Regions from separate parts of the Homo sapiens genome. Here region 1 is linked to region 2. A link is an interaction called in ENCODE POLR2A ChIA-PET data of the cell type or tissue named here. Cell type or tissue: CD4-positive, alpha-beta T cell. All regions are shown on one strand. Each heading gives the region's core, and the rest is flanking DNA. Links, peaks and the distances in the headings are about the cores only.

Region 1 (15,462 bases), core at 7,390-11,389, 110 kb after region 2:
TAGATTTTAGCGCCATTTACAGCCCAACCTACCTTCCATGATAAGCTCCTTTGTACAGTGAATAACCTGCTCGACTGTATGTGGTAACCCTGAGTGCAGGAAACAAAGGTGAATAACACCTTTCACACTTGAGGAGCTCAACTGGTCAAGGAAATAAATATGGAAATGTATATGATATCATATGACATAATAAAGGTATGTTTGAACATTATAGGAGTTAGCATTGAGACGGAAATGTCATCAAAAATAAGGAAGCACGAAAACATGAATACCCTTGAGCAGAAAGGAGCAAGTGGCCTTATTTCTCTACCCCAGTGGTTCCCAAGTCTACAGGGTCATCAGAATCATTCGGTGGGCACTTAAAAAATTACAGACCCCTGCCCTCTACGCCTATCCCAGAGCAGGTCTGAGGCAGAGACTAGGAGTCTGCATCATAATAAGTTCCTCTAGGTGATTTCAGTGATTTGCTGGGTTAGGAACCACAGGTGTGAACCAAGCCCCACCCAGCCTCTACTCACCCAGTACCCACTTTCTCTTGGTGAGATAATAGTGTTCAGTACTTTCTCCCTAGAATAAAAAGGAAATGAAAGTTCTGTGGTCTCTAAAGCGGACTGCCCAGGTGAAATTTCAGTTCTGCTTTAGAAAGACAAAAGGCACCTGAGACCTGTGATGGCCGACACATCCAAGGGGCAGGTTACATGGGGTCACATGAGCCTCTTGCACCCACTGATGTGGCTGCTGCCAGGATGCAAAGAGAGGAAGGTGCAGCCTGGCCAGGACAGTGGCCTGTGAGCAGGAATTCTGATAACAAACCCTCAGAGGAAACCAGTCTGGTGTCTGAGAACCTGACTATGATGCTCATGCCCACCAAAAGACTCTTCCTGACTTCCTTGATTATGACTTTGGGATGTGTATTTGGGGAATTCAGTGCTGCCTTATTCAGTTGAAGGATGAAGTATGTTCCTAGGGCACCAGTGTGGCTTGCAGCAGAGTTTTCCTATCTATGAACATGGAATATCTATCTACCTATCATACTTCTTTGATTTCTTTCATCAGAGTTCTGTAGCTTTTCTCATGTAGATCTTTCTTTTTTTTTTTTTTTTTTGAGATGGAATCTCGCTCTGTGGCCCACACCACACTGGAGTGCAGTGGCTTGATCTCGGCTCACTGTAACCTCTGCCTCCCAGGTTCAAGTGATTCTCCTGCCTCGGCCTCCAAGTAGCTGGGATTACAGGTGCCTACCACCACACCCAGCTAGTTTTTGTATTTTTTAGTAGAGATGGGGTTCCTCCATGTTGGCCAGGCTGGTCTCGAACTCCTGACCTCAGGTGATCCGCCCACCTTAGCCTCCCAAAGTGCTGGGATTACAGGCATGAAGCACTGCACCCAGATCTCATGTAGATCTTGTACATGCTTTGCTAGATTTACACCTAAGGATTTCATTTTTGAGATGCTAATGTAAATGGTAATGTGTTTTTAATTTCAAATTCCATTTGTGGGCTAGGTGACAATGTGATTCTCCTGCCTTAGCTTTCCAAAGGGCTGGGATTACAGGCAGTGGTTCATGAGCCCAGGAGTCTGAGACCAGTCTGAGCAACACGGTGAGACCCCATCTCTACAAAAAATTAAAACATTAGCCATGCATGGTGGCATGTGCCTACAGACCCAGCTACTCAGGAGGCTGAGGCAGGAGGATGACTTGAGCCAGGAGGTAAAGGTTGCAGTGGTCCACATTCATGCCACTGCACTCCAGCTGAGTGACAGATCAAGTCCCTGTCTCAAAAAAAAAAAAAAATTTACTTGTTCATTGCTGCTACTTAGGAAAGTGATTGGCTTTTGTTTTTAACCTTGCATCCTGAAACATTGCTGTAATCACTTATTAGTTCCAGGAGGTTTTTGCTGTTGTTGCTTCTTTTGGATTTTCTACATAGACAATCATGTCATCTGCAAACAAAGGCATTTATATTTCTTCCTTCCCAATCTGCATAGCTTTTATCTCCTCTTCTTGTCTTGTTGCATTAGCTAGGACTTCTGGTACAATGTTGAAAAACAGTGGTGAGAGCGGACAGCCTTGCCTCATTCCTGATCTTAGCAGGAAAGTTTCAAGTTTTTCACCACTCAGTATGATGCTGGTTGGGGGGTTTTTAGAGATGTTCTTTTATTTACTTATTTATTTATTTATTTATTTATTTATTTATTTATTTATTTAATTTTTGAGATTGAGTCTCACTCTGTTGCCCAGGCTGGAGTGCAGTGGCACATTTGGTTCACTACAAACTCCGCCTCCAGGGTTCAAGCAAGTCTCCTACCTCAGCCTCCCGAGTAGCTGGAATTGCCCCCCACCATGCCTGGCTAATTTTTGTATTTTTAGTAGAGACAGGGTTTCACCATGTTAGCCAGGCTGATCTCAAACTCCTGACCTCAAGTAATCCTACGCCTCAACCTCCCAAAGTGCTAGGATTACAGGCATGAGCCACTGTGCCCGGCCTATAGATGTTCTTATTTAAGTTAAGGAAGTTTCCCTTTATTCCTAGCTTGCTGAGAGTTTTTTCTTTTTTTTTTTTTTTTTTTTTTGAGACGGAGTCTTGCTCTGTTGCCCAGGCTGGAGTGCAGTGGCACAATTACTGATGTGATAGATTATATTAATTAATATTCAAATGTTGAACTAGTCTTGCATACCTGGGATAAATCCCACTTGGTTATGGTGTATAATTCTTTTCTGACATTATTGGATTTGATTTGCTAATATTTTACTGAAGATTTTTGCATCTATGTTCATGAGAGATATTGGTCTGTAGTTTTCTTTTCCTCTAATGTCTTTGTCTGGTTTTGGTATTAGGGTAATACTGGCCTCATAGAATGAATTAGGATTGGTCTCTCTGCTTCTATCTCTAGAAGAGATTGTAGAGAATTGGTAAAATTTCTCCCTTGAATTTTTGGTACAATTAATCAGTGAACCCATCTGGGCCTGGTGCTGTTTTGGAAAGTTATTATTGATTCAATTTCCTTAACCTTTTTCCCATATGCCCCGAGAATACTCACCAGTGGCACTTGTGACTGCAGTATTTACCCCCAAGATAACTTTGCCACAAAATATCTTGCTTTTATTATTATTTTTGCCTCACTCTAGTATATTGACTTTGGCAACAAAAGATATCATTCTACTTATAGCATTCTGTTTTTAGTACTCGTATTTCCATTTAGAAAATATAGTAATTCTCGATTGCTGAAAATGCCAAATCCTAGAAAATGTAACATTCATACGTATGATGTTAACATTATTCTCGAACAGTTGTTGGCTGAAGATTCATTTGATGAATCCAATTTTTCCAAAACAGACAATTCTGATTATTCAGATTCTTATGTTAATTCCGTTTGGAAATAACTGCAAGAACAGTTTTTATATTTTATTTTCACATTGAAAATCAGTCAGATTTGCTTCAGTCTGAAAGAGCATGTTTATGTAAAATTAAATGAGCACAGGCAGCGAGCTGGTTTTTTTTTTTTCCTTCTAAGTGAGAAAAGGGTTAATAGATATAGGCCTATTCAGATTGTCTATTTCTTCTTATGTGAGTTTTGGCAGATTGTTTCTTTCAAGAAATTGGTCCATTTCATCTAGGTTATCAAATTCATGGATGATATGGTTTGAAGTCCCCTCCAAAACTCATGTTGAAATTTATTTGCCATTGTGATGATGTTGAGAGGTGGGACTTTTAAGAGGTGTTAGGTCAAGGGGAAACCACCCTCATGAATGAATTAAGGCTGCTATTGCAGGAGCAGATTACTTATTTTTTTTTAAAAAAAAAGAAAGTTCAGCCCCCTTTCTCTCTCTCTCTCTCTCTGTCTTTCTCTGTCTCTGTCTCTGTCTCTCTCTCGCATACTCTCTCACCATGTGATACCTTCTGCCATGGAATAACCATGGGATAACCCTCACCAGATCCTGGCACCATGCTCTTGGACTTCCCAGCCTCCAGAACCACGAGCCAAATAAACTTCTGTTCTTTATAAATTACCTAGCCGGTGGTTTTCTGTTATAGCAGTAGAAAGTGGACTAAGAGAGTTGGCATAGAGTGGCTCATAATATTTCTTTGTTATACTTTTAATGACAATGGGGTCTGTAATAATATCTCCACTTTCATTTCTTATGTTAGTAATTTGTATCTTTTTTTTTTTTTCCTAGACTGGCTAGAGGCTTATTGATTTTATCGATCTTTTCAAAGAGCCAGCTTTTGGTTTTGTTGATTTTCTCTCTTAATTTCCTGTTTTCAACTTCATTGATTTATTTATTTATTTTCAAGACAGAGTCTTGCTCCATTACCCAGGCTGGAGTGATGCAGTGGCGCGATCTCAGCTCACTGCAACCTTCGCCTCCCGGGTTCAAGCGATTTTCCTGCCTCAGCCTTCTGAATAGCTGGGACTACAGGCATGTGCCACCACACCCAGCTAGTTTTTGTATTTTTTAGTAAAGAGAGGGTTTCACCAAGTTGGCCAGGCTGGTCTCGAACTCCTAACCGCAGGTGATCCGCCCGCCTTGGCCTCCTAAAGTGCTGGGATTACAGGCATGAGCTACCATGCCCAGCTGCCAACTTCATTGACTTCTGCTCTGATTTTAATTATTTTTCTTCTTATACTGACTTTGGATTTAATTTGCTTTTTTTTTAGTTTTCTAAGGCGGAAGTTTACATTATTGATTTTAGACCTTTTTTCTTTTCTACTATATGCTTTCAATGCTATAAATCTTCCTCTAAGTGCTGTTTTTAATGCATCCATAAATTTTGTTAAGTTGTATTTTCATTTAGTTCGAAATCGCTTTTTTTTTTTTTGAGATGGAGTCTTGCTCCATTGCCCACGCTGGAGTACAGTGGCATGATCGTGGCTCACTATAACCTTTGCCTCCCGGGTTCAGGCGATTCTCCTGCCTCAGCCTCCCAAGTAGCTTGGATTACAGGCACACACCACCACACCTGGCTAATTTTTGATATTTTTTAGTAGAGACGGGGTTGTCCCATGTTGGTCAGGCTGGTCTTGAACTCCTGATCTCAAGTGATCCGCCTGCCTTGTCTTCCCAAAGTGCTGGTATTACAGGTGTGAGCCATCGTGCCCAGCCCAAAATAGTTTCAGCTGTCTCTTGAAATTTCTTCCCTGAGCTATATGTTGTTTAGGAATGTGTTGTTTGGGGATTTTTCAGCTGTTTTTCTGTTATGGGATTCCAGTTTAATTCCACTGTGGTCTGACAGTAGACATTGTATGGTTTCTATTTAAATTTGCTAAAGTGTTTTTTATGGCTCAGATTGTGGTCTATCTTGATGAATGTTCCATGTGAGCTTGAGAAGAACATGTAATCTGCTTTTATTGGATGAAGTAATCTATAGATGTCAATTATATTCAGTTGATTGATGGCGCTATTGAGTTCAACTACATCCTTACTGATTCTCTGCCTGCTATTTATTTCTGGTAGAGGGGTGTTAAAATCTCCAACCATGATAGTGGACTCATCTATTTCTCTTTATAGTTTTATCAGTTTTGCCTCACATATTTCGATGCTCTATTGTTAGTGCATACACATTAAGGATTGTTATGTCTTCTTGGGGAATTAGCCCCTTTGTCATTATGTTATGCCTCTCTTTATCTCTGACGACTTTCTTGCTCTGAAGACTGCTCTGTCCGAAATTAATTATAGCTACTGTCTGCTTTGATTAGTGTTACCATGCAATATCTTTCTCCATCACTTTACATTTACTCTATATGTATCTTTATATTTAAAGTGGGTTTCTCATAGGCAACATGTAGTTGAGATTTTTTTTCTTTTTTCTTTTTTAACATATCAACCACAGCAATCAGAGAGTCTTTTTTAAAATTCACTGTGACAATCTCTTTTTCTTGGTGTATTTAGATCATTGATGTTTAAGATGTTATTGGTCTAGTTGGATAATATCCACTGTATTTGTTACTGTTTTCCACTTTTTGCCCTGGTTCTCTGTTCTTATTTTTGTTTTCCATACTTTTTCTGCCTTTTGTGGTTTTAATTGAGTATTTTATATTCTCTCCTTTCTTAGCATATCAATTATACTTCTTTTATTACTGTTTTTTAGTGGCTGCCTTAGAGTTTGCAATATACATTGACAATTAATCGAAGTCTACTTTCAAATAACACTATACCACTTCATGGGTAGTGCAAGCATCTTATAATAACAAAATATTTTTTAAATTCCTCTCTCCCATCCCTTGTATCATTACTGTCATTTATTTCAACCATACACAAACATACCAACACACACACACACATATATATACATGTAACCGTACATAATCAATGACATTGTTGCTATTATTTTGAAGAAACTGTTATCTGTTAGATCAGTTAAGAATAAGAAAAGCGGCGGGCATAGTGGATCATACCTGTAATCCCAGGACTTTGCGGGGCTGAGGTGGGAGGATCACTTGAACCTAGGAGTTTGAAACCAGCCTAGACAACAAGGGAGAACCCCGTCTCTATTTAAAACAAAATAAGAAAAATATTTTATTCTTCATTTATTCATTCTCTGATCCAATGCTCTTCCTTTCTCATTTAGAAAAATTTTTTTTCTTATTTTTTAGAGATGGAGTCTTGCTATGTTGCCCAGGCTGGACTCTGGACTTGAACCCCTGGGCTCAAGCGATCCTCCTGCCTCAGCTTCCCAAGTAGCTGGGACTACAGGCATGTACCACTGTGCCTAGCCTGTCTTCCTTTCTTCATGTAGATCTGGTTTTTCGAACTTCTTTTAACCTTGCTTGAAAGGCAGACCTACTGATGACAAATTCCTGTAGTTTTTGTTTATCTGAGAAACTGCTTATTTCTCCTTCATTTCTTTTTTTTTTTTCCCAAGGCAGAAGAATTTTTCTTAGTACAGAACAAAATGAAGTCTCCCATGTCTACTTCTTTCTACACAGACACAGCAACAATCTGATTTCTCTATCTTTTCCCCACCTTTCCCCCTTTTCTATTCCACAAAACCGCCATCGTCATCATGGCCCGTTCTCAATGAGCTGTTGGGTACACCTCCCAGACGGGGTGGTGGCCTGGCAGAGGGGCTCCTCACTTCCCAGAAGGGGTGGCCGGGCAGAGGCGCCCCCCACCTCCCGGATGGGGCGGCTGGCCGGGTGGAGGCGCCCCCCACCTCCCTCCCGGACGGGGCGGCTGGCCGGGTGGGGGCTGACCCCCCACCTCCCTCCCGGACGAGGCGGCTGGCTGGGTGGGGGCTGCCCCCCACCTCCCTCCCGGACCGGGTGGCTGCCGGCTGGAGACGCTCCTCACTTCCCAGACGGGGTGGCTGCCGGGCGGAGGGGCTCCTCACTTCTCAGACAGGGCGGCCGAGCAGAGACGCTCCTCACCTCCCAGACGGGGTCTCGGCGGGGCAGAGGCGCCCCCCACCTCCCAGACGGGGCGGCTGGCCGGGCGGGGGCTGCCCCCAACCTCCCGGACGGGGCGGCTGCCGGGTGGAGACGCTCCTCACTTCCCAGACGGGGCGGCTGCCGGGTGGAGGGGCTCCCCACTTCCCAGACGGGGCGGCTGCCGGGAGGAGGGGCTCCTCACTTCTCAGACGGGGGGGGGCCGGTCAGAGACGCTCCTCACCTCCCAGACGGGGTGGCGGCGGGGCAGAGACACTCCTCAGTTCCCAGACGGAGTCATGGCCGGGCAGAGGCACTCTTCACATCTCAGACGGGGTGGCAGGGCAGAGGCGCTCCCCACATCCCAGATGATGGGCGGCCAGGCAGAGACGCTCCTCACTTCCTAGACGGCGTGGCGGCCGGGAAGAGGCGCTCCTCACTTCCCGGACTGGGCGGCCAGGTAGAGGGGCTCCTCACATGCCAGAGGATGGGCGGCCAGGCAGAGACGCTACTCACTTCCCAGACGGGGTGGCGGCCGGGCAGAGGCTGCAATCTCGACACTTTGGGAGGCCAAGGCAGGCGGCTGGGAGGCGGAGGTTGTAGCGATCCGAGATCACGCCACTGCACTCCAGCCTGGGCAACGTTGAGCACTGAGTGAGCGAGACTCCGTCTGCAATCCCGGCACCTCGGGAGGCCGAGGCTGGCAGACCACTCACGGTCAGGAGCTGGAGACCAGCCCGGCCAACACGGCAAAACCCCGTCTCCACCAAAAAATACGAAAACCAGTCAGGTGTGGCGGCGCGCGCCTGCAATCCCAGGCACTCGGCAGGCTGAGGCAGGAGAATCAGGCAGGGAGGCTGCAGTGAGCCGAGATGGCGGCAGTACAGTCCAGCCTCCACTCGGCATCAGAGGGAGACCGTGCAAAGGGGAGAGGGGGAGGGGGAGGGGGAGGGAGAGGGAGAGGGAGTTGTTGATTTTTAAGTTTGTTCAGTTTTTACTTATTTTAAGGACAGAGAGGTGACTTCTAAGCTCCTTACATGCCAGACTGGAAACCAGAAGTCCCTCACCAAAATTATTCTGGTACATAAGATCTCTAAAAGGGCTTCCTCCACCCGGGAAGAATTGGATTTTAGTTAACATCTGTCAAGCACCATCTGTGAGCCAGATGTCTAGTAAATACTTTCACACGCATTGCTTCATTAAGTCCTCACAACAGCCCTGAGAGGTGGGTATTATTATTATCATCCCCATTTTACAGGTGAGAAAGCTGATATTCAGAAAACTAAAATGACTTGACAAAATTATAAAGGTAGAAGGCCGGGCTCAGTGGCTCATGCCTGTAATCTCAGCACTTTGGGAGGCCGAGGTGGGCAGATCACATGAGGTCCATGACCAACATAGAGAAACCCTGTCTCTCCTAAAAATACAACATTAGCCAGGCGTGGTGGTGCATGCCTGTAATCCCAGCTGCTGGGGAGGCTGAGGCAGGAGAATCGCTTGAACCCGGGAAGCAAAGGTTGCAGTGAGCTGAGATCGCGCCATTGCACTCCAGCCTGGGCAACAAAAGCAAAACTCCATCTCAAAAAAAAAAAAATTTACAAAGGTAGAAACTGGTAAAGCTAATATTAAAACAAGGTTTTTTTTGGGCGGCTGAGGCGGGTGGATCACCTGTGGTCGGGAGTTCATGACCAGCGTGGCCAATATGGTGAAACCCCATCTCTACTAAAAATATAAAAATTAGCTGGGCGTGGTGGCGCTGGCCTGTAGTCCCAGCTACTCTGGAGGCTGAGGCAGGAGAATCGCTTGAACCTGGGAGGTGTAGGTTGCAGTGAGCCAAGATTGCGCCACTGCACTCCATCCTGGGCAACTGAGTGAGACTCCATCTCAAAATAAATAAACTAATTAATTAAAAAATAAAACAAAGTCTTCTGACGCCAAGGCTAAGGACTTAACTTTAGAATATGAAAAGTCTCAAGTTATTTTCTGCTCCTCTTCCTTCTCTCTCTGGGACCTTTACTCATGTTTGGGTTTTCATGGCGGTGGGGGCATTGGCAGTACTGAACTCTGCCCACTGAATCTAATCTATAGCAGAGGCTTCAACAACTATATGGCCAATACAATTCAGATTTATTTTGACTTTCCAAAACATACCACCAGAATTAGCAGGCACCTGGCACAGTTCAATTTCAACAAGCAGTTCTATATATTTTATATATATATATACTTTTTTTAGATGAATTTTTGCTCTTGTTGCCCAGGCTGGAGTGCAATGGCACAATCTTGGCTCACTGCAACCTCCACCTCCCTGGTTCAAGTGATTTTCCTGCCTCAGCCTCCCAAGTAGCTGGGATTACAGGCACCTGCCACCAGGCCTGGCTAATTTTTTGTATTTTTAGTAGAGACAGGGTTTTGCCATGTTGGCCAGGCTGGTCTCGAACTCCTGACCTCAGGTGATCCACCGCCCCCCGCCACCCCGCCCCAGCCTCCCAAAGTGCTGGGATAGCAGGCATGAGCCACCACGCAGGCATGAGCTACCGCGCCAGGCCCTCTTCTATGTTATTTTTAACTGTTTAGAGCTTCTTAACCAAGGTCTATGGATTCCTTAAGGGTCCTCAGGGGCTTTAAGAGGTTTGCGAATCTCTTGAAACCATGTTACATCTTGTGGGTATAGGAAAAGGTGAATTTGTTTTGAGGAGAGGGTTTATCTTTTTCATTAACGTCTCAAAGAGGTCTCCAATGCAAACAAGGTTAAAAATAATTAATACAGGCTTTATCCAAGAAGGATTTGTTTTAAACTTTTTGACCTCAGCCTAGGGAGAAAACCAGATACAAGTAAGGAATGCAGCAGCTCATATCAGGAAATAATAATAACACTAATACTTCAGTAATTACTTTTTTCCTCTATGCTGATTGAGACATAGATCTGGCTTTCGCCAAACAAAAATAATAATAAAGAAAGAAACCCCAGTGATTTGTGCTGAGACCAAGAGGATGCATCTGTTTCCTGAATCAACCAGATCAAATGAACACTGGATCAAAAGCTGCCAATGCCGAGACTTCATTTTCTTTCAGAGAAAGATGAAGCAGCTATGCTAAAGAGAGAGGGGAAAAGAGTAAACCCAGGCAAGAGGAGAAATATAAGTTCTGGTTCAGGATGATGCCAATGGATTTCTTGATATGGTACCTTCTCTAGACTAAAGATCATTCCAAACAGGTATTTTTCTACAATACCTGCATGCTAACTCCTCTCTGAAACAGTTATGCAACGGAGGCTTTGGCTCAGTCTGTCTGCAAGAGCTACATTGAATCTTGCCACCCACTCCTGCATCTTACCCAGTCTTCCACATACCTGCCACGAGCCATGCTTAACTCTTTGTCATGTTCTCAGTTCCCATGGCATCTTTGCATTTGCTGTTCCCTGAGCATTTGCTGTTTCCTCTGCTTGAAATACCCTTCACTCCCTTTTCCCCCTGGCTATCTCCTCTTCAGCCCAAGGGACATCTCTTCTAAGAAGCTTTCTGTAACCCCTTAGGGAAAATTAGTATCTTTTATACATATATATATATATATATGTTTTTTGTTTGTTTGTTTGTTTGTTTAAAGGTGCAGTCTCACTCTGTCACGCAGGCTGGAGTGCAGTGGCATGATCTTGGCTCACTGCAACCTCTGCCTCTGAGTTCAAGCGATTCTCCTACCTCAGCCTCCAGAGTAGCTGGGATTACAGGTGTGCACCACCACGCCCAGCTAATTTTTGTATTTTTAGTAGATACACAGTTTTACCATGTTGGCCAGGCTGGTCTCGAACTCCTGACCTCAGGTGATCTGTCCACCTCAGCTTCCCAAAGTGCTGGGATTATAGGTGTGAGCCACCATGTCTGGCCTCATTATTTTATTTTTAATTGACAAATAACAATTGTATATATTTATGGGGTACAATATGATGTTTTGCTATATGTTCACAATGTGGAATGATTCAATCCTGCTACTTAACAAATTCATCACCTCATATAGTAATCTTTTTTTTTGTGGTGAAAACATTTAAAATCTATTCTTCTATAAATCAACACTTTTAAAGAATAGAAGAGCTGCTCTCTTTCCTGGAAGCAGGGAGCTGTGCAGAATGACTAGCGATGTTAGAATTCTCTGATTCTTTTTTTCATGTTAGAATGGCATAAGATCATAAGTTTTGAGATTTAAAAGGGACTTTGAAGACCCTTTGAAAATCCAAGCTTTCACTCTACCCATATCCTGATTTGATTCATATCTCTCTGTCATTATATTCCTGGAGAGCACAGGTGGAATACAATCCAAAATAGCTTTCCTTAGAAGGGTTTGGTCCTGTGAATACCTTCCCCAAGGATCATGTGGTGTAAACACCTTCATTTGAGGAAAATGATATCTAAATACATGCTCCCCACAGATGCGTCCAGTGCTTTATGGTTTATAAAATTGTCCTCCTTACAGTTTCTAACTCAATAAGGGATAACTCAGTGGCTTAAAGGTCATTCATCAAGGATAATTCGTCCAGGTCACCAGCTTGTTAATGGTGGAACTTAGGCCAGAACTCCTGGTGGAATGCACTTTATCCCTCACCCTGATACTTTCTTATTGAAAATTATTCTGAAATACTACTTGTACAATTTTGAGCAGAAGTGATGGCCATATCCAGGGATAATATAGAAGTAAGTTAAAGATTCCGATGTTTACAATGAAATTAGCAAAGCGTTTCTTGAAGTGGGCACAATCCATACAGCCCTTAACAAGGAAATGTTAGAGATGTTTTGAAGCTGAGAATTAACCAGTAACACCAAAGCCAGTGATGTTTTGCCTTATTTCAAAGCACTTCAGAGGCATCCTTCACAGGGCAGGATATGTTGTAAGCAGTGCTTGCTTCTCAAACACTGATATGTATAGAGGCATCTCAGGATCATGGTAAATGCAGATTCTGATTCTCAAGGTCTTGGGTAGGGCCCGAGATTATGCATTCCTAACAAGCTTCCAAGATTTGCCAAGGCTGCTGGTCCATGGACCACACCACAGGCAGCAAGTTGTAACGAAAGAACATCAGAGTTGGAAGCGTAAGACTTAGACCCAAGTTTCAGTTGTGCATTGATGAGTCCTGTGAACTTGGTCAGATTTCACTCTGAGTCTGTTTCCTTACCTGTAAAATAGGTTTATAATCATATCTCTATATGCACCAAGAGCCTTGAGACTGTTGTCCACCATTCCTTTCCTAGTACTCCATCCTAAACATGTGTACAGATGTATGTGTGGGAGCATTTTTTAGCAAACATGTTCATCACAATACTTTTTTTTTTTTCATTTTTCTTTTCTTTTTTTTTTTTTTTGAGACAGAGTCTCACTCTGTCACCCAGGCTGGAGTGCAGTGGTGTGATCTTAGCTCATTGCAACCTCCACCTCTTGGGTTCAAGCGATTCTCATGCCTCAGCCTCCTGAGTAACTGAAACTACAGGCACGTGCCACCATGCCTGGCTAATTGTTGTATTTTTAGTAGAAACAGGGTTTCATCATATTGGCCAGGCTGGTCTCGAATTCCTGGCCTCAAGTGATCCACCCGCCTCAGCCTCCCAAATTGCTGGGATTACAGGCATGGGCCACCATGCCTAGCCCTCAATACTTTTGTAATAGTGATAAAAAAGAAGCAACCTAAATAACGAAGATCAGGAAAACATTTTCTTTCTTTTTTTTTTTTTTCTACTCACCATGGAATCAGAAGGTAAAATATTTTAGTAAGCTAAAATATATCCATTAAATTGAATATTAGGCAGTCATTTCCAATCTTGTCTAGGGAGAAGATATACACAGAATACTATGAATATACATGGAATATTAAGCAGCTATTTAAAATCATGTCTAAGGAGAAGTATATCGAAAAATGCTCATGAGATAACAAATTTTTTCTTTTTTGGAGACGGAGTCTTGCTCTGTCACCCAGGCTGGAGTGCAATGGCGCGATCTTGGCTCACTGCAACCTCTGCCTCCCGGGTTCAAGCAATTCTCCTTCCTCAGCCTCCCAAGTAGCTGGGATTATAGGCACCCACCACCATGCCTGGCTAGTTTTTGTGTTTGTTTTGTTTTGTTTTGTTTTTTGAGACAGAGTCTCTGTCACCCAGGCTGGAGTACAGTGGTGCCATCTCGGCTTACTGTAACCTCCACCTCCCAGGTTCAAGTGATTCTCCTGACTCAGCCTCCCGAGTAGCTGGGATTAAAGGTGTGCACCACCACACCTGGCTAATTTTTTTTTTTTTTGTATTTTGTTAGTAGAGATGGGGTGTCACCGTGTTGGCCAGGCTGGTCTCGCACTCCTGACCTCAGGTGATCCACCCGCCTCAGCCTCCCAACGTGCCGGGATTACAGGCGTGAGCCACTGTGCCTGGCCAACATAAATTTTTTAAGCCAAAATACAAAATTGGCTGTATCCATAGAATAACCACAACCACCACACTAAATATATAAAATCCCTGGCCTGGCTCACTCACAGGAACACTGAGAATAAAATGAGACATTATTTTATTTATTTTTTTTTTTGAGACAAAGTCTCACTCTGTTGCCCATCCTGGAGTGCAATGACCAGATCTCAGCTCACTGCAACCTCCGCCTCCCAGGTTCAAGCAATTCTCCTGCCTCAGCCTCTCAAGTAGCTGGGACTACAGGCATGCACCACCACACCTGGTTAATTTTTTTTTGTATTTTTAGTAGAGACTGGATTTCAGCATGTTGGCCAGGCTGGTCTCGAACTCCTGACTTCAGGTGATCCACCCACCTCAGCCTCCTAAAATGCTGGGATTACAGGCCTGAGCCACCGTGCCCGGCTGAGAAATTAATTTATAACTTACTACATAACTATGAGGCATCACTACAATTATTTTCTAATGGTGTTGATAAAATCCAGGTCAGGTTTTGTCTCGTGCTGTGGCAGGCTGCCCTAATTCTGCAACATAACATTTCCTAGAAGCGCTGGCTTCTTCTTAGCAGGAAGTATCCATTCTGACTATGCTTGAAAATATGAATTCAAGAATCTCAACTAAGAATCTCTCAACTAAGGGCTTTCAAGAAAAGCAAAGCAAAGAATGTGTGTTTCCTACTTCTGTCGTTACCCTTTAGAAAGAGGAAGAAGGGGACGATTTTTAAACAAGTTTTCTGGACAAACTATTTAAAAGGAGAGAATCAAAGCACAGGAGTGGTTTTAAGATCAAATAGTCTTGGGTTTGAGTTCCCAATTTGTCACTTATTGGTTGTGGAACTTTGAAGTTTGAATAAGTGGAACTTTGAAGTTTGAATAAGTTAAACTTATTGGTTGTGGAACTTTGAACAAGTCAAACACCAGTTTCTCTGAGCTTCAATTTCCAAATCTGTAAAACAACTCTAGTTGTTTAACTCTTAAGGTTGTTTAGTATTATCTAGTATTTATCTCTTAAGGTTGTTTGAGGATGAAATGAAATAATTAATGAAAAGTGCTGAGTATAGTGTCTGGTACACAGCAGATTCTCAATAAATCATAGCTAATTGTAGAGGAGGAGTTCTAGGGTGGCCTCCTCTACAATTAGCTACATTCACACCCTGCATGGGTGTGAGTAGGACCTTTGACTTGCTTGTAACCAATAGAATGTGATAAAGATGTTTAAAGTTATGATCATATACGTAAGGGTCCATCCTGCTAGCATACATGCTAGAGAGACTGTCACTCCATTGCTGGCTTGAAAGAAGTAAGCTGCCATGCTATGAGAGGGGGCCCATGGAGAGGGTCCCATGGCAAGGAACTGTGGGCAGTCTCTGGTAGCTAAGAACAGCCCACCTGCAGCCAGCAAGAAAACAGAGACCTCAGTCACACAACCATAAAAAAATGAGGCCAGGCACCGTGGCTCACGCCTGTAATCCCAGCACTTTGGGAGGCCGAGGCGGGCGAATCACCTGAGGTCGGGAGTTCGAGACCAGCCTGACCAACATGGAGAAACCCTGTCTGTACTAAAAATACAAAAAATTAGCCAGGCGTGGTGGCACGTGCCTGTAATCTCAGCTACTCAGGAGGCTAAGGTAGGAGAATCACTTGAACCCGGGAGGCGGAGGTTGCAG
Region 2 (15,462 bases), core at 7,404-11,403:
TCTACTAAAAATACAAAAATTACCTGGGCGTGGTGGCATGCCTGTAATCCCAGCTACTCAAGAAGCTAAGACAGGAGAATCACTTGAACCCAGGAGGCGGAGGTTGCAGTGCGCCAAGATCACGCCACTGCACTCCCAGACTGGGTGACAGAGTGAGACTCCGTCTCAAAAAATAATAATAATAATAAAAGCCTAACTCAAGTCCCATGTCTTCAATTCATTCAACAAATTACTGAGCACCTAATGGGCCGCGCAGTGGTTCACCCTGTAATCCCAGCACTTTGGGAGGCTGAGACGGGCGGATCACTTGAGGTCAGGAGTTTGAGACCAGCCTGGCCAACATGGCGAAACCCTATCTCTACTAAAAATATAAAAAATAAGCCGGGCGTGGTGGCACCCGCCTGTAATCCCAGCTACTCAGGAGGCTGAGGCAGGAGGACTGCTTGAAGCTGGGAGTGGGAGGTTGCAGTGAGCCGTGATAACGCCACTCTACTCCAGCCTGGGCGACAGAGCTAGACTCTGTCTCAAAAAAAATAAATAAATAAATAAATTACTGAGCACCTACTGGGTTACCAGGCCCTGTGGCACGATGTCCTTGGAGAACCCCGTCTATTTAGGGAGACAGAGGTACAAGAGTTACTCCATCACATGCAAGGACCTAGTGGCAAGAAAGCGTGTGGCACACTGGAGAGACTGTAAGAAATTTGGGATGGGGAGTCCCCAGAGTATGTATGTCCAGAAACGCTGCACTACATGCCAACCCAAATAACTCAACAGTATCCAACAGGCATGGGGGGCCTTGATGGCTTAGAGCAGTAGATAACTTGTTTGGTCTGATCAGAGCCACGGCACATGAAGCCCTTTCTCTGAAAGCCCAGATAGCTCATTTAATTCTCACAACAACCCAAAGAGATAAGGTACTAGTCCCACTTAACAGCTGAGAAGCCTGAACTGGGAAAGATCCAGTGACTTGCCCAGGGGCACATAGCAGTTACGTGGCAGAGCCCAGACTTGGCCCAGGTCTGCCTAAGTTGCTTTTTAAGCACCACATTATAGTGCACCACATATCCATATAAAGCACGGCTTCAAGTCTAACGTTTGTTTCTTTAACCAATATTTTTTTTTTGAGACAGAGTCTCGCTCTATTGCCCAGGCTGGAGTGCAGTGGCACAATCTCGGCTCGCTACACCCTCCGCCTCCCAGGTTCAAGTGATCCTTCTGCCTCAGACCCCTGAGTAGCTGGGATTACAGGCATGAGCCACCATACCCAGCTAGTTTTTGTATTTTTAGTAGAGATGGGGTCTCGCCATACTGGCCAGGATGGTCTCGAACTCCTGACCTCCAACGACCCACCTGCCTCGGCCTCCCAAAGTGCTAGGATTACAGTCGTGAGCCACTGCGCCCAGCCTGTTTGACCAAATTAGGTTTATACTTTACTTTGAAGCTCGCGTCTTTAAATTTCTTATAGCATAAACATCCTGCCATATCATGGAACATTTTTTCAGTGCGTTGGTAATGACTGCATAGTAGTCCACAATTTCAGCAATCCTCCACCGCTCAATACTTAGGTTGTTTCCAACACATGGCTTCTTGTTTTTCTTTAACAGACCATCCCACACACGGTTCATCCCATTGTGTCCTCACAGGGGGAAACCCTGCAACCCTGATACCACTCATTGTGTGACTTATCTTATACAAGGATGAGTAAGACAATGACTTTCAACGAAATATCAGCAAGTTTTATTATAGAAGGAACTACTTTCCTTTCCCAACCCACCCCCCAGTTTTGCTAACAATAATTCATTTGTTTACTGGGTTGATTTCTCTATTAGAAGCAAATGCAATAAACCGGGGTGTGGCCAGGCATGGTGGCTCACGACTGTAATCCTAGCACTTTGGGAAGCTGAGGTGGGTGGATCACCTGAGATCAGGAGTTCTAGATCAGCCTGGCCAACATGGTGAAACCCCACCTCTATGAAAAATACAAAAATTAGCCGGGCGTGGTGGCGCATGCCTGTAATCTCAGCTACTTGGGAGACTGAGGCAGGAGAATCGCTTGAACCTGGGAGGCGGAGGTTGCAGTGAGCCAAGACCACACCATTGCACTCCAGCCTGGGCAACAAGAGCAAAACTTCAACTCAAAAAAATAAAAAATAAATAAATAGGCCAGGCATGGTGGCTCACGCCTGTAATCCCAGCACTTTGGGAGGCCGAGGCAGTTGGATCACGAGGTCAGAAGTTCAAGACCAGCCTGGCCAAGATGGTGAAACCCCGTCTCTACTAAAAATACAAAAATTAGCTGGGCGTGGTGGCACATGCCTGTAATCCCTGCTACTCGGGAGGATGAGGCAGAGAATTGCTTAAACCCAGGAGGCGGAGGTTGCAGTGAGCCAAGATCACGCCACTGCACTCCAGCCTGGGCCACAGAGCGAGACTCCGTCTCAAAAAATAAATAAATAAATAAATTGTGGTGAAAGGTGTGGAACATCTGAAGCAGGCATGGGCTCAGCCTAAGGGTCCACGCATGGGCTCAGCCTCCCCTCAAAACAGATTCCAGAGTTCAGAAGACACCTTCAACTCTTCCCCAGAAGTAACAGATTTCCCTCCAGCAGATCACCTGGCACGTGTCAGAACTCAACCCTAAAAGCCCAATTCAGCCTCCATTAAAAACAGGTCAAAAATAGATACGTTACTGAATACCCTGTGTGCTCACCACTGTATCTTTAGTGTCGGGAAGAAGGGGGCAGAAAGAACCAGGAACTGGAGCCAGGAACCTGGGCTCACAGTGATATTAGCTGTGTGGTCTTGGGCAAGTCACTTCCCCTCTCTGCGCCTTGGTTTCAACATCTCTAAAGTAAACGGTTTGCATTAGATGACCCTCAATGACCCTTCCTGCTCTGGGCCTGCCCAGTTTTATAAGTGACCAGTGACTGTACATCATGATGTCAACTCACAAGTACAGCTCCTACCAGCTTGCTGCTGCCTGGAGGGAAGACAGCAGGAACGCACAGAAGAAAAAGGCCTCAGCCGGGTGCAGTGGCTCACACCTGTAATCCCAGCATTCTGGGAGGCGGGCAGATCACTTGAGGTCTGGAGTTCAAGATCACCCTGGCCAGCATGGCAAAACCCCATCTCTGCTAAAAATAGAAAAATTAGCCAGGTGTGGTGGCACATGCTTGTAATCCCAGCTACTCAGGAGGCTGAGGCACAAGAATCGCTTGAACCTGGGAGACGGAGGTTGCACCAAGATTGTGCCACTGCACTACAGTCTGGGTGACACAGTGAGGAAAAAAAAAAGAAAAGAAAAAGGCCTGGCCCCGTGTGGTGGCTCATGCCTGTAATCCCAGCACTTTGGGAGGCCGAGGTGGGCGGATCACGACGTCAGGAGATCGAGACCAACCTGGCTAACATGGTGAAAACCCATCTCTACTAAAAAAAAAAAAAATACAAAAAATTAGCCGGGCGTGGTGGCAGGCACCTGTAGTCCCAGCTACTCGGGAGGCTGAGGCAGGAGAATGGCGTGAACCCGGGAGGCGGAGCTTGCAGTGAGCAGAGATTGCGCCACTGCACTCCAGCCTGGGAGACAAAGCGAGACTCAGTCTCAAAATAAAAAAAGAAAAAAAAAAGAAACAGGACTCATAACTAGGTCCCCTATGAAGCCACTGGTCACAGTAAAGGGGAACACATCAGACTGCTCTCTAATTTGGGAGTATGGGTAGAATTCTGATTTCATATTTGAAAAATCATCTAACCTTTATCATATATGCCTAGCTTCATATTAAGACAAAGGTATTCATTTCATTAAAAAAAAATGACTGACTCATAACAAGCCAGCAAAATAGAGTCAGAACAAGAGCAAGTCATCACGATACCAATGCCAAAGGGGAGGTTTCTGTCTTTATTTTCTAACTGGCAATGACAAGCTTTTTACAAAACCCAGGCAAGCTGCAAGTCAGTGATAAAGGGGATGGTCCGCCTTGCCACTTGAACAGAGACAGGCCCAGATAGGCAAGGACACTGGGTGACCTTTAAGACCCAGAAAGACCTCACTGGTTTTAAGGTAATGCTCAGTAGGAATGAGGGAGGGGTGTGCCAGGGGATGGAAGGGGGCTGCTGACACTGTGTGAGTCAGTACCAGACTCTTTGCAGAAACAAAGGCTCAGGTCCAAATATGTACTAGGAAAAACTGACAGTCTCTGGATTATAACCAGCTCACTGGCCTCCACGTGGGAGCTTTTGCAGGGTTCAGAGCTTCTCTGAATGGGCAGGGATGTCCATCCAGATGACCAGGCTACTTCCTCCCACACCTGCCTGCACCTGCTGCATGTCCCTCCCCGCCCCTAGATTATGAGCTCTGCAGGTTCTAGCAGATTCTGCCCTCCTTTCCCACTCCACCTCTCTCGCCTCCATCCTCTCCCTCTCTCTCTCTCTCTCCCACTCTTCCTCCCGAATCACCCTTGAGAGAGGCAGGAAGCCACAAGAGCCCCAGGTTCCAGATGAGGAAAGTGATGCTCAAAAGAGACAAGATCAGCCCAAGGTCACATAGGCTGCACCAAGAGTCCAACCCACTCTCCTAACTCGAAGTCTTGTTTCTCCCATCACAGCGGTTCTGTGGGTGCTGCTCTGAAACATCTCCTCTTATCCCACAACCACTCAGCCTTGCCCAACCAGGTCCAGCCTGCTGCCTCTCTCCAGCACCACACAGCCTCTGGGCCCCTCCCAGCCAAGACCACTGCAATCGCCTGGCCCAGCAGGGGCAGGTGGCTGCAAGCTGGCTAAGAGCCGGACAGGGCTGCTATCTGCCATTGTCTAGCCATGCAGCTTATTTAACCTCACTGAGCCTGAGTGCCCTCATCTGCAAAAAGGGGATAATAACCCTGTCTCAGAGAGTCCCTTAAAAGAAAGGAAGCACATGAAGCTTGCCCTAAACCCAGCCCAGTAAGGGCAGACACACACACAGGCTCCTCACAGCCCACCCCACCCAAAGGCTCCAAACACCACTCCCCAGTTCAAAATCCTCCCACATTGAAAACCCGTGGCCACACAAACACTGGTAGACAAACGTTCATAGCAGTGTCACTCACAATAGCCAAAAAGTAGAAATGACCCAAACGACCATCAGCTCATAAAAGGATAAACAAAACATGGTATCTCTCTGTGATGAAATATCATTCAGCCATAAAAAAAGAACAAAGCAGTGATACCTGCTCCAACATGGATGGACCTTGAAAACACTATGCTAGGCGAAATAGCCAGAATCAAAAGGACACACAGTGTATGATTCTACTCACATGAAATACATAGAACAGGTAAATTCACAGAAACAGAAAGCAAATTGGTGGTTGCCAGGAGGTGGGGGAGGGAGAAATCAGGAGTGAGCACTCGTGGGCATGGGGTTTCTTTTGTGAGTAACGAAAATATTCTGGAACTAGACAGCAGTGATGGTTGCACAATTCTGAATATACTAAAAACAACTGAACTGTATGCTTTTTTTTTTTTTAAGATAGAGTCTCACTCTGTCGTCCAGGCTGGAGTGCAGTGGCATGATCTCTGCTCACTGCAACCTCCACCTCCCAGGTTCAAGTGATTCTCCAGCCTCAGCCTCGCAAGCAGGTGGGATTAGAGGCACCCACCACCATGCCTGGCTAATTTTTGTATTTTTAGTAGAGACGGGGTTTCATCATGTTGGCCATGCTGATCTTGAACTCCTGACCTCAAGTGATCCACCCACCTCAGCCTCCCAAAGTGCTGAGATTACAGGCATGAGCCACTGCGCCCAGCTTTGAACTGTATACTTTCTAAATGGATGAATTTTACTGTATGTAAATTATATCTCAACAAAGCTGGTATTTTTATATTGCCATCAAAAATACAAAACAATAAAATGATTAATATTTACAACATGAAAAGAAAATCCTTCCATGATACCTCATTCTCTACAAGATAGAATCTAAATCACGCAGGCATCCTCCAAGTCCAGCCCCAGCCTACCTTGCCGCAAACACCCTGCATTTGCCCAGCAAGACCTCTCACTGTACCCCAAATGAGTCTTCCCCCCTGCAGGCCTGGGCTGCTAACATTCACTGCCACAGCAGCAACAGTTACTCACTTGGCCTGATTCTTGTCTCAAGTCCTGGCTGTTCCTTTGAGGCCTGCACTGCCTATGACTTGAAACTCTGACCAGCCCATCTATCTCCCCAACTAAGCTGGAGCCTCCTTTAAGGAAAGACACCTGGACCAGCCTGTTTTCCTCCTCTCCTGTCCCCACTCCTCAGGACAACAGTAACAACAGCTGTCACCATGACTTCCTGTATGCAAAATCCTTGACAAAACGATGTCCTTAATTCTGACAGCAGCCCACTATCAACCCAATTTACAAGTAAAGAAACTAAGGTGTGAAGTTGAAGAAAGGGTAGGGAGGACGCAGGGGAGGAATCTGATCAAGGTATTGGTGCAAGGGGCAAAACTAGGATTTGAACTCAACATTCTCTTCCCAAGGTGCTAGCACACACTGCCTTCCTAAGATATAACCAGGAATGTGTAGACAGCTGGTAGGTGTCAGTCATATTTCATTCTGCAAGTGTTCACCCAACAATCACGTTAGAGCTAAAATATAGCTCTAAAAATAAAATGAGAGCACCTGATGACCTTTGCAGTCAGGTTGCATACAACTAGGCTCAGCTGGTTTCTGGCTACAGTTAAGAGTTTTTCTGGGTACCATCAGACCAGTGCAGATTTCAGTACAAAACATAAACAATTATTTGACATTTTCCCTGAGCATTAAAAAAATGTAATTATTTTTTAAAAAAGGATCACAGAAAACAGCCTCTATGTGAGTCTCACACACGGACAAAAAGTGGTGTGAGGCAGCCACCATGAAGCCCAATTGGCATGTGTGCAAATGTAAACATTAAATTTAAAATATTGGCTGGGCACGGTGGCTCACGCCTGTAATCCCAACACTTTGAGGAGCCAAGGTGGGTGGATCATCTGTGGTCAGGAGTTCGAGACCAGCCTGGCCATCATGATGAAACCCCATCTTTACTACAAATACAAAAATTAGCTGGGCATGGTGGTGGGTGCCTATAATCCCAGCTATTTGGAAGGCTGAGGCAGGAGAATCGCTTGAACCTGGGAGGCGGACGTTGCAGTGAACCAAGATCGTGCCACAGCACTCCAGCCTGGGAGACAAGCAAAACTCTGTCTCAAGTAAATAACTCAATAAATAAATTTAAAATCTTTTTTTTTTAATGATAATACCCAGTGCTGGGACGGACATAATGAAACAGGCAATCTCATATGTTCTAATAGCAATGTAAACAATGAATTCCTTTTGGAACGTTATTAGGCAAGTGGTATGTGTCTAATACCAGAAAGATATCTGGAAATTAATCCTGAAGAAAGAATTTCTGCTTTACAGAAAATGCTGTATTCATGAAGATATTGGTCCTTGCACCACTTGTAATGGTGAAAAATTGGCTACTGCTTAAATCTCTAAATACGAAAAAGGCTAAATGAATTATAGTACATCCATTTCATGCAGTATTCTGTAGCTATTAAACATCATGGTTAATATCATCCATGTATTAACATGGAAAAAATAAAAAGTTCTCTTTATTTAGCCTTTCAGCATTAAAGGACCTGAAACGGTCCCTGCTCTGTGAATATAATTATCTTAAATAAGAAGCCACTTGGAATACATTGTACTTGTAACTATTTTGAAATTATAATAGTTTTGTGATGGGGGGGATAAAGGGCTTTTTTTTTTCCTTTCTCTAGTTTCTACATTTCTTTTAATGTTGTTATACCACTGTTACCTAACTAGGAAAAAATAAATTTTTTTAAATGACCAAGCTCATTTTGAAGCTGCTCGGTGTCACATAAACACTGAGGCCTGCCTGCCTCAACTAAAGCAGCCACTTGAAATGCAGCTCCAGCTGCTCATTCTTCTGTTTATCAAAACAGGGCAAAGCCGCCCAGGAAACTCGCCTCAGCAAGGTGACCTGACCTCAGGCCCATCACAGTCACAAATCTGCATTTCCAATAAAAAATAATCACAACGAAGAAAAGCACCCAGGTAACCAGTTATGGAAAAGCAAAGGATTGATGAGTTGGGGGTGACAGGACAGTGAATTACTGTTTTTGTTTTTTTGTTTTCTTGGGGTTTTTATACTGATCATAGTCACAATGCCTAGCACAAAGTGCTCAATAAGGATTTGAAGCAGAAAATGTTTCAAATGGGAAAATGCACTCATTTACCCATTTTAAAAATTTAAGGGAGTGAGGCTAGGCATGGTGGCTCATGCCTGTAATCCCAGCATTTTGGGAGGCCGAGGTGGGCAGATCAGTTGAGGTCAGGAGTTCCAGACCATCCTGGCCAACATGGTGAAACCCCATCTCTACTAAAAACACAAAAACTAGCCAGGTGTGGCGGCAGCCTCCTGTAATCCCAGCTACTCGGGAGGCTGAGGCACAAGAATCACTTGAACCCGGGAAGCAGAGGTTGCAGTGAGCTGAGATGGCGCCACCGCACTCCAGCCTGGGTGACAGAGCGAGACTCTGTCTCAAAAAAAAAAAAAAAAAAATTTAAATAGGAAAATGCACTCATTTGCCCATTTAAAAAATTTAAGGGAGTGCCCACACTTCCTGAGCACCAAGGCCCAAAACACCATGCACACCCCCGGCCTGAAAAGTTGTACTCCCTTAGTTCTCATCAACAGAAGCTGTGTTTGGAAGTGAGCAGGCAGGAAATTGGTACTTTTGTCACCAACTTGAACAACAAAACAGTCAGAAAACTTAAATGTCACCAGGAGAGTAAATGTCAAAGTGGGAGGGGTAACTACGGTTTACCAAGTGTCTGCACCACTACCTGTTCCGGGGCCTGTGGGCATGATTTCATAAAGTCCTACCTAACACTCTGACTCTGGCAGCAAGCAGCCTAGGCTTGAACTCTGACTCTCAACTGATTGGCTGTGTGGCCTCAGGCTGGTTGCTTAGCTTCTCTGCATCTCATTTTCCTCTCCTGTAAAATGAAAGCAAGAAGAGAAGAGACCTACCTCATTAGGGTGTCATGAGGATTCACTCAGCCAATACACACAAAGCACTGGGTACAGTGTCTGGCAGAAGCACAGCATCTGTCAGTTACTTATTAGTATTGTGCTTACATTTTGCAGCCAAGAAAAACTGAACCTCACAGAGGTTAGTAATGTCCCAAGATCACACAGCTTAGTAAGAGGAAGTGCTGGGATTCAAACCCAAATCAAAGGATCTGTGCTCTTTTCACCAGAGCTAAACCCCACCTGCAGGATTATTATGATCCCCACCCCAAACACACACACACACACACACACACACACACACACACACACACACTTTGGGGCTGTCACTGCAAAAGGTAAGAATATTATGAGATAATAAGAAGTGATATGGGGCCAGGTACAATGGCTCATGCCTGTAATCTCACCACTTTGGGATGCCAAGGCAGGCAGATCACTTAAGTCCAGGAGTTCAAGACCAGCCTGGCAAACATGGTGAAACCTTGTTTCTACGAAAACACAAAAACTAGCTAGGTGTAATGGCACATGCCTGTAGTCCCAACTACTGGGGAGGCTGAGGACCGAGAATTGCTTGAACCTGGGAGGCAGAGGTTGCAGTAAACCAAGATCACCACTGTACTCGAGCCTGGGCGACAGAGTGAGACTCTGTCTCAAAATTTAAAAAAAAAAAAAAAAAAAAAAAATTATATGGGACTGGAAGAGGAGGTCCAGTCCATTGTAACCTGTGGATAATACCAGCTCCATGTCAGGGTGGTTCTTTCAATTCATTCACCAAGCAAGCATGCTTTTGAGGCACGCTCTGTCCTACACATAAGGAAATCAGACATAGGGGGTCCCACTCCCCTGAACTCATAATCCAAGAGGTGGGGAGACAGACAGAAATGAGTAGGTGATAAGGATGGGAGGAAATGAAGGAGGATGATGGGATAGAGGGGCCTGAGTGATAAGAAGGAGCGAGGAGGATAGTACCAGGCCCTGAGGGAGAGGGGCGGGGTAGGTTCAAGTGTCTGTTGTACTAGAGCCAGGTGACTGTAGTCTGTGAACAGGGAGTGGGTAGCCAGGATGAGGTCGGAGGGTGGAGGGGAGGGAGGGGTCTGATCATCCTGATCTAAGGTTCAGAGTCTTGCAGACCACTGTTTGGGTTTATACTAACAGCGATATGAAGCCATGTAGGCTTTTAAGCAGTGGAATAACACACCTCAATTTACGGGAAAGAAGCAAGCCAGGAGAGGTGGCTTGCACCTATAATCTTAGCACTTTGGGAGGCCAAGACGGGAGGATCGTTTGAGCCCAGGACTTGGAGGCCAGCTGTGGCAACATAGTGAGACCCCCATCTCTACAAAAAAAAAATTTTAAAATTACCCAGGAGAGGTGGCACACATCTGTAGTCCCAGCTACTCAGGCAGGTAAGGTAGGAGGATCGCTTGAGCCCAGGAAGTTGAGGCTGCAATGAGCTGTGATCACACCACTGCACTCCAGCCTGGGCAACAGAACACGACCCTATCTCAAAAAAAAAAAAAAAAAAGGGCCAGGCATACCAGCACTTTGGGAGGCCAAGGCAGGCAGATCAGCTGAGGTGAGGAGGGCAAGACCAGCCTGGCCAACATGGTGAAACCCCATCTCTACTAAAAATACAAAAAATTTAGCCAGCTGTGGTGGCACAAGCCTGTACTCCCAGATACTCAGGAGGCTGAGGCAAGAGAATCACTTGAGCCCAGAAGGCGGAGGTTGCAGTGAGCCGAGATCGCACCACTGCACTCCAGCCTGGGTGACAGAGCGAGACTCTGACTCAAAAAAAAAAAGAAGAATCTCGGCATGAAAGTAAAAGAGACTAGCATATGGGTGGCATTTGATAAAGGCCTTTTCCCCCCTAGTTTTCCTTCTCCTTGTGCCACTAGCCCTACATACCCATAGACAATCATGTTCTCCCTTTCTGGGTCTCTGTTTCCAAAGAGTTTTGGTCTCAGTGGTTCTCAACCCTGGCTACATATTAACAACACATGAGGAGCTTGGAAAATAAAACACCAATGGGGGCAAGAGGTGTCCATACACCCAGATATCCAGAATCCACTGGTCTGGGGAGGGAGCCTCCAACTGGTATTTTCCAAAAGCTTCTCAGGTGCAGCCCCAGTTGAGAAGAGCCCACTTAAAGGGGCTTCTAAGGCCTTTCTACCTCAGTGGTCTAAGTTCTAATTGGGAGAATTGCCAAAAGACAGAATGTGCTCTTTGAAGACAGTTCCTCCTCACTGAAGACTATCAAGCAAAAAATACTTGCTCAAAGGTGCAACTCTTATAATCAGACATTCTTAACAGATTCCTTCCAAAAGAGATTTTTGTGGTTTAATGACTTGGGTGATCGTCCAGTAAGCAAGCAAGTCTTGGGCCTCAGTGTCCTCAGCTGCAGCCAAAGACAGCAAATAAACAGCACATGTGCCACTCCTTGCCTCTCTTGTGGCCATGGCAGACATCACTAATTGATCCCACCTTAGCCTCCTGCTGAGCCAGGACATCCCAAGTGATCTGAGAATCCCTTCTATACAGGGCCCAAGCAGTCACTCACTAGGACATTGTCTTTCCTAGCCTAATGTCCCTAAGGTCTTTTCCAACTCTGACATTCTTTGAGGGGATGATCCTTTTAAACTTCTTACTAGCAATCATTAACTACCAAGTTGCATGGCAATGAGCTCAGCTGGCTTGAGGCTAGTCAGACCATAAGATCACATGTTTCATCCCTGAGGAAGGCTCTTGCTGTATTTCCTGAACTTCAGACTCTGTCCTCTCCAGGTAACATCCCTCCCTTCCCTGGCAGCTGCACCTCCTACATGTATTTACCGAATAGGGCCTGAGACAGATTATTCAAGTAGATCAGGGCAGACCAGTCCATATTCCTGGAAAAGCTCATCAAAGCAGGCATCCTTTATGATCACTGGTAGTTGAAACAATAATAATGACAGCAGCTGGTGCGTACAGAGCACTTTCTGTATGCCAGGCACCTTGCCGGGGGCACTGCATACATTTTTTCACGGAATCTTGATCACAATCCTCTAAGGTATTTATTAGCCCCATTTGGCACACAAGAAAATTGAAGCTTTGAAAGCTACTAAGTTGCTGCTGATCACAAAGCAATAGAAGCGAGATTACAGGAGAGCCACATACCTGGATCTGGGCAAGTCCCTCCACCTCTCTGTGCCTCATCTCTAAAATGGGCGTGATAATTTTTTCAAGAACACAGTTTTGGAGCACATGTGGTAATTTAATACATTCACACAATTTGTAAAGATCAAATCAATGTACTTGGGATATGTATCACCTTAAATATTTGTCTTTTCTTTATGCTAGAACCAAATTGTTCTCTTCTAGCTATTTTGAAATATACAGTAGATTACTGTAAACTGTAGTCACCCTACTGATCTAGCTAACATGAGGTCTTTAAAATGAACATAATAATTGTAAGGATAAAATGAGAGCCCAGCACACGGTATATGACAGTCCAGTGGATGTCTCAGAAAAACCTCATGAAATTCGGGTTAAAAAAAAAAAAAAATCAAGGATTGAAGTTCTGACCAAGTCTGCTCTACACTGTGCTAGGAGCTGTTTTTGGGCCTCACAAAGTGAAGTATTCTTGATAGGTTGTGTGCACATCCCAGTTTTCAGAAAGCAAATCCTACCTCACTCCACTCACCCCTGGCTGGCATCACCCTTCAAGTCAGTTTCTTCTTCTGCCTCTTTCCTGCTATTCTCAATGTCACCGGCTGGAAGGCATTCTCTCTCGCTGGCTGGAAGGCATTCTCTCTCTCGCTTTACACCCTGAGGCCTCTAAACACTCTAAAAGCTGAAAATTGCTCCAGGGAGCTAGTGGGAGGGGGAACTTGGCAGTGAATCTCTTTGCAATGGGATCTCCCTTTGACAGGGCATATCTCTTGTGTGGAAGGAACTTGGTCTCAAAGCTCCTAATAAATGGTAAACCTTTCCCTCAACTTCACATCCCTTGCAGCAGAGCTTAGCACCACACCATCAATCACATTAGCACGGGGTTCCTTTCCCACCCAGACAGGAAAAGTATCAGTTACTCCCATTTTACAGAGGAGGAAGCCGAGGCTGAAAACACTAGGGAAGAACTCGACACCTAGATGCCCAGACGCAGCACAAACTCGGCCAAAGCTCCCGAAAAAGGACTCAGTGAATGAGAAGGGAGTCGATGTGAACCCTCTTTTGAGCCCTGGCAACCTGGATGTTTGTCACATGTGTAAACCTTGTTAGTTTAGACCTACGGTCTCACGGGGAGGAAGTCAGCTACCAGCATGAGGCCAATCCCATGAGAATGAGAGGACAGCCAGTCCCACCTAGTAAGACTGCCAGGGCATAGGCCATCCACACCAGTACTTCAAAGCAAGTATTACCTACAGCAAGGGTAGTTTGCCCTTTAGGGGACATCTGCCAATATCTGGAGACATTTTTGTCTGTGGGGGAGGGGGCGCTACTGGCTCCTAGCAGGCAGAGGCCAGGGAGGCTGCAGGACATCCTACGGGGCACACAGGACAGCCTCCCAAAACAGCGAGTTATCCAGCCCAAAATGTCAATAGGGCTGAGATGGAGAAACCATGTTCTGGAGGAAAAGAAGTTGTCCTCACTCACCCCAACCACATGGTGGGATAGGTGCAAAGCCTAAGCCAGGTTCCAGGGAAGAGCAAAGGCTAAGCATTCCATGTGCATCTTCCAAAAGACATCGAAAGGCTGGTCCCAAACTCTGTGGCCGGATAGAAGCTGAGGGTCTGAGTCTTACCTCACAACAGGTCTTCTGAAATAAGAGCTTCCACCCCTGCACCCCCATCTCCAACGATTTCTCTTCTCACCATAGGATTTGGTGACTGCTCTACGCAACAAAAGTCCCTGACACTGAGGCTGACAAAAGTTGTTTGAACACCTGCAAGACAGGTCTCCCTGCACCCTGGGTGCATGGCAACACTGGCCAGTGCTCTGCATCACTCTGCAGCCCCAAAGTCAGGAGATGTCGTGTTAACAAGGAGGTCACTGAGGTGGGAGCAAATGTGCTCAGGCCTACTAAGTGCCATGATCTGGACTGAGTGCCTTACATGCCTTCCCTCACTTAAACCTAGTAACAAAATGGCCTGGTTGTTGCTACAGATGCAGTGACATTTCCAGATTTCCATTTTCCAGATGCAGTAACAGATTCTGAGAGGCTCAAGTCCCTGTGCAGATAGCAGGGTCACACAGCTATAAGGGAAGAGCATGGAACTGGACACATGCTTCTGCTGACACCAAAGCCCATGCTCTTTCCCAAGTTCCTCTTTTTTTTTTTTTTTTTTTTTTGAGACAGAGTCTCGCTCTGTCCCCCAGGCTGGAGTGCAGTGGTGCGATCTTGGCTCACTGCAAGCTCCGCCTCCCGGGTTCACGCCATTCTCCTGCCTCAGCCTCCCGAGTAGCTGGGACTACATGCACCCACCACCATGCCCAGCTAATTTTTTTTGTATTTTTAGTAGAGATGGGGTTTCACCGTGTTAGCCAGGATGGTCTCGATCTCCTGACCTTGTGATCCACCCGCCTTGGCCTCCCATAGTGCTGGGATTACAGGCGTAAGCCACCGCACCCAGCCTTTTTTTTTTTTGGAGATGGAGTTTCATTCTTGTTGCCCAGGCTGAAGTGCAATGGCACAATCTCAGGTCACCACAACCTGTGCCTCCCGGGCTCAAGCACTTCTCCTGCCTCAGCCTCCCGAGTAGCTGGGATTACAGGCATGTGCCACCACACCCTGTTAATTTTTGTATTTTTAGTAGAGACAGGGTTTCACCATGTTGGTCAGGCTGGTCCTGAACTCCTGACCTCGTGATCCGCCCGCCTCAGCCTCCCAAAGTGCTGGGACTACTGGCGTGAGCCACCACGCCTGACCCCCACGTTCCTCTTCTAATGGGACATCCTGAAGTCATGTCATCCACACATGACTTCGATCTCTATGAAATCCCAAATAATTTACAACAGGAAGGCCCACACCCCAACATGATACCATGACATCACTTAATCTGGGTCAGACAGCCTTCTTACCACCTGATAGCTCCAGGATCTAAAATCCAAGACAAAGATACTCTTGTTTTCTGTGGCTCTGGGAATCATTTCACTCCTGCTGCATCAGGGCTCTGAGGATCAAAGGTCAACAAGTCACCCATCCTCACAGAAAGACAGCCTTCCCACCTGTGAGACTGGCCCAAGTCCAGCTGTCCTTCCTGGACTCAGACACGCCCTGTCCTATGTAGACCCTCCCATTCAGCTCCCCTGTGCCTCAAAGGAAGCCCACAACTAGCTGGCAGAGGTTCTGAGCCTCAGTTTCCTTCCCTATACCTACGTCATAGGATTAAATGAGTTAATATGTACAACGTGCTCACAACAGTTG

The links. ChIA-PET counts read pairs that join two places held together with the same protein. Peaks named below come from ENCODE experiments on the same cell type or tissue, not always from the same donor. Only the 100,000 strongest peaks of a DNase experiment are listed, where the experiment ranks them.
Region 1: POLR2A ChIA-PET joins it to region 2 with 7 read pairs; 7 of 35 experiments call an interaction of 5 or more read pairs at or near these places.

Annotation. Positions count from the first base shown.
Region 1 is chr11:47,885,145-47,900,606 of GRCh38, reverse strand. No RefSeq gene overlaps it. Among named protein-coding and RNA genes, the nearest start is that of NUP160, 45 kb to the right of the region's middle. In CD4-positive, alpha-beta T cell, for the core only: no CTCF peak of the experiment used is centred there; no DNase peak of the experiment used is centred there.
Region 2 is chr11:47,995,260-48,010,721 of GRCh38, reverse strand. All of the region lies in intron 1 of PTPRJ (protein tyrosine phosphatase receptor type J), which reads right to left. Among named protein-coding and RNA genes, the nearest start is that of PTPRJ, 22 kb to the right of the region's middle. RefSeq lists a cis regulatory region at 3,946-3,963 and an enhancer at 3,882-4,026. In CD4-positive, alpha-beta T cell, for the core only: no CTCF peak of the experiment used is centred there; DNase peaks (open chromatin) are centred at 7,975 and 8,931; H3K4me3 peaks cover 1,500 bases; H3K27ac peaks cover 4,000 bases.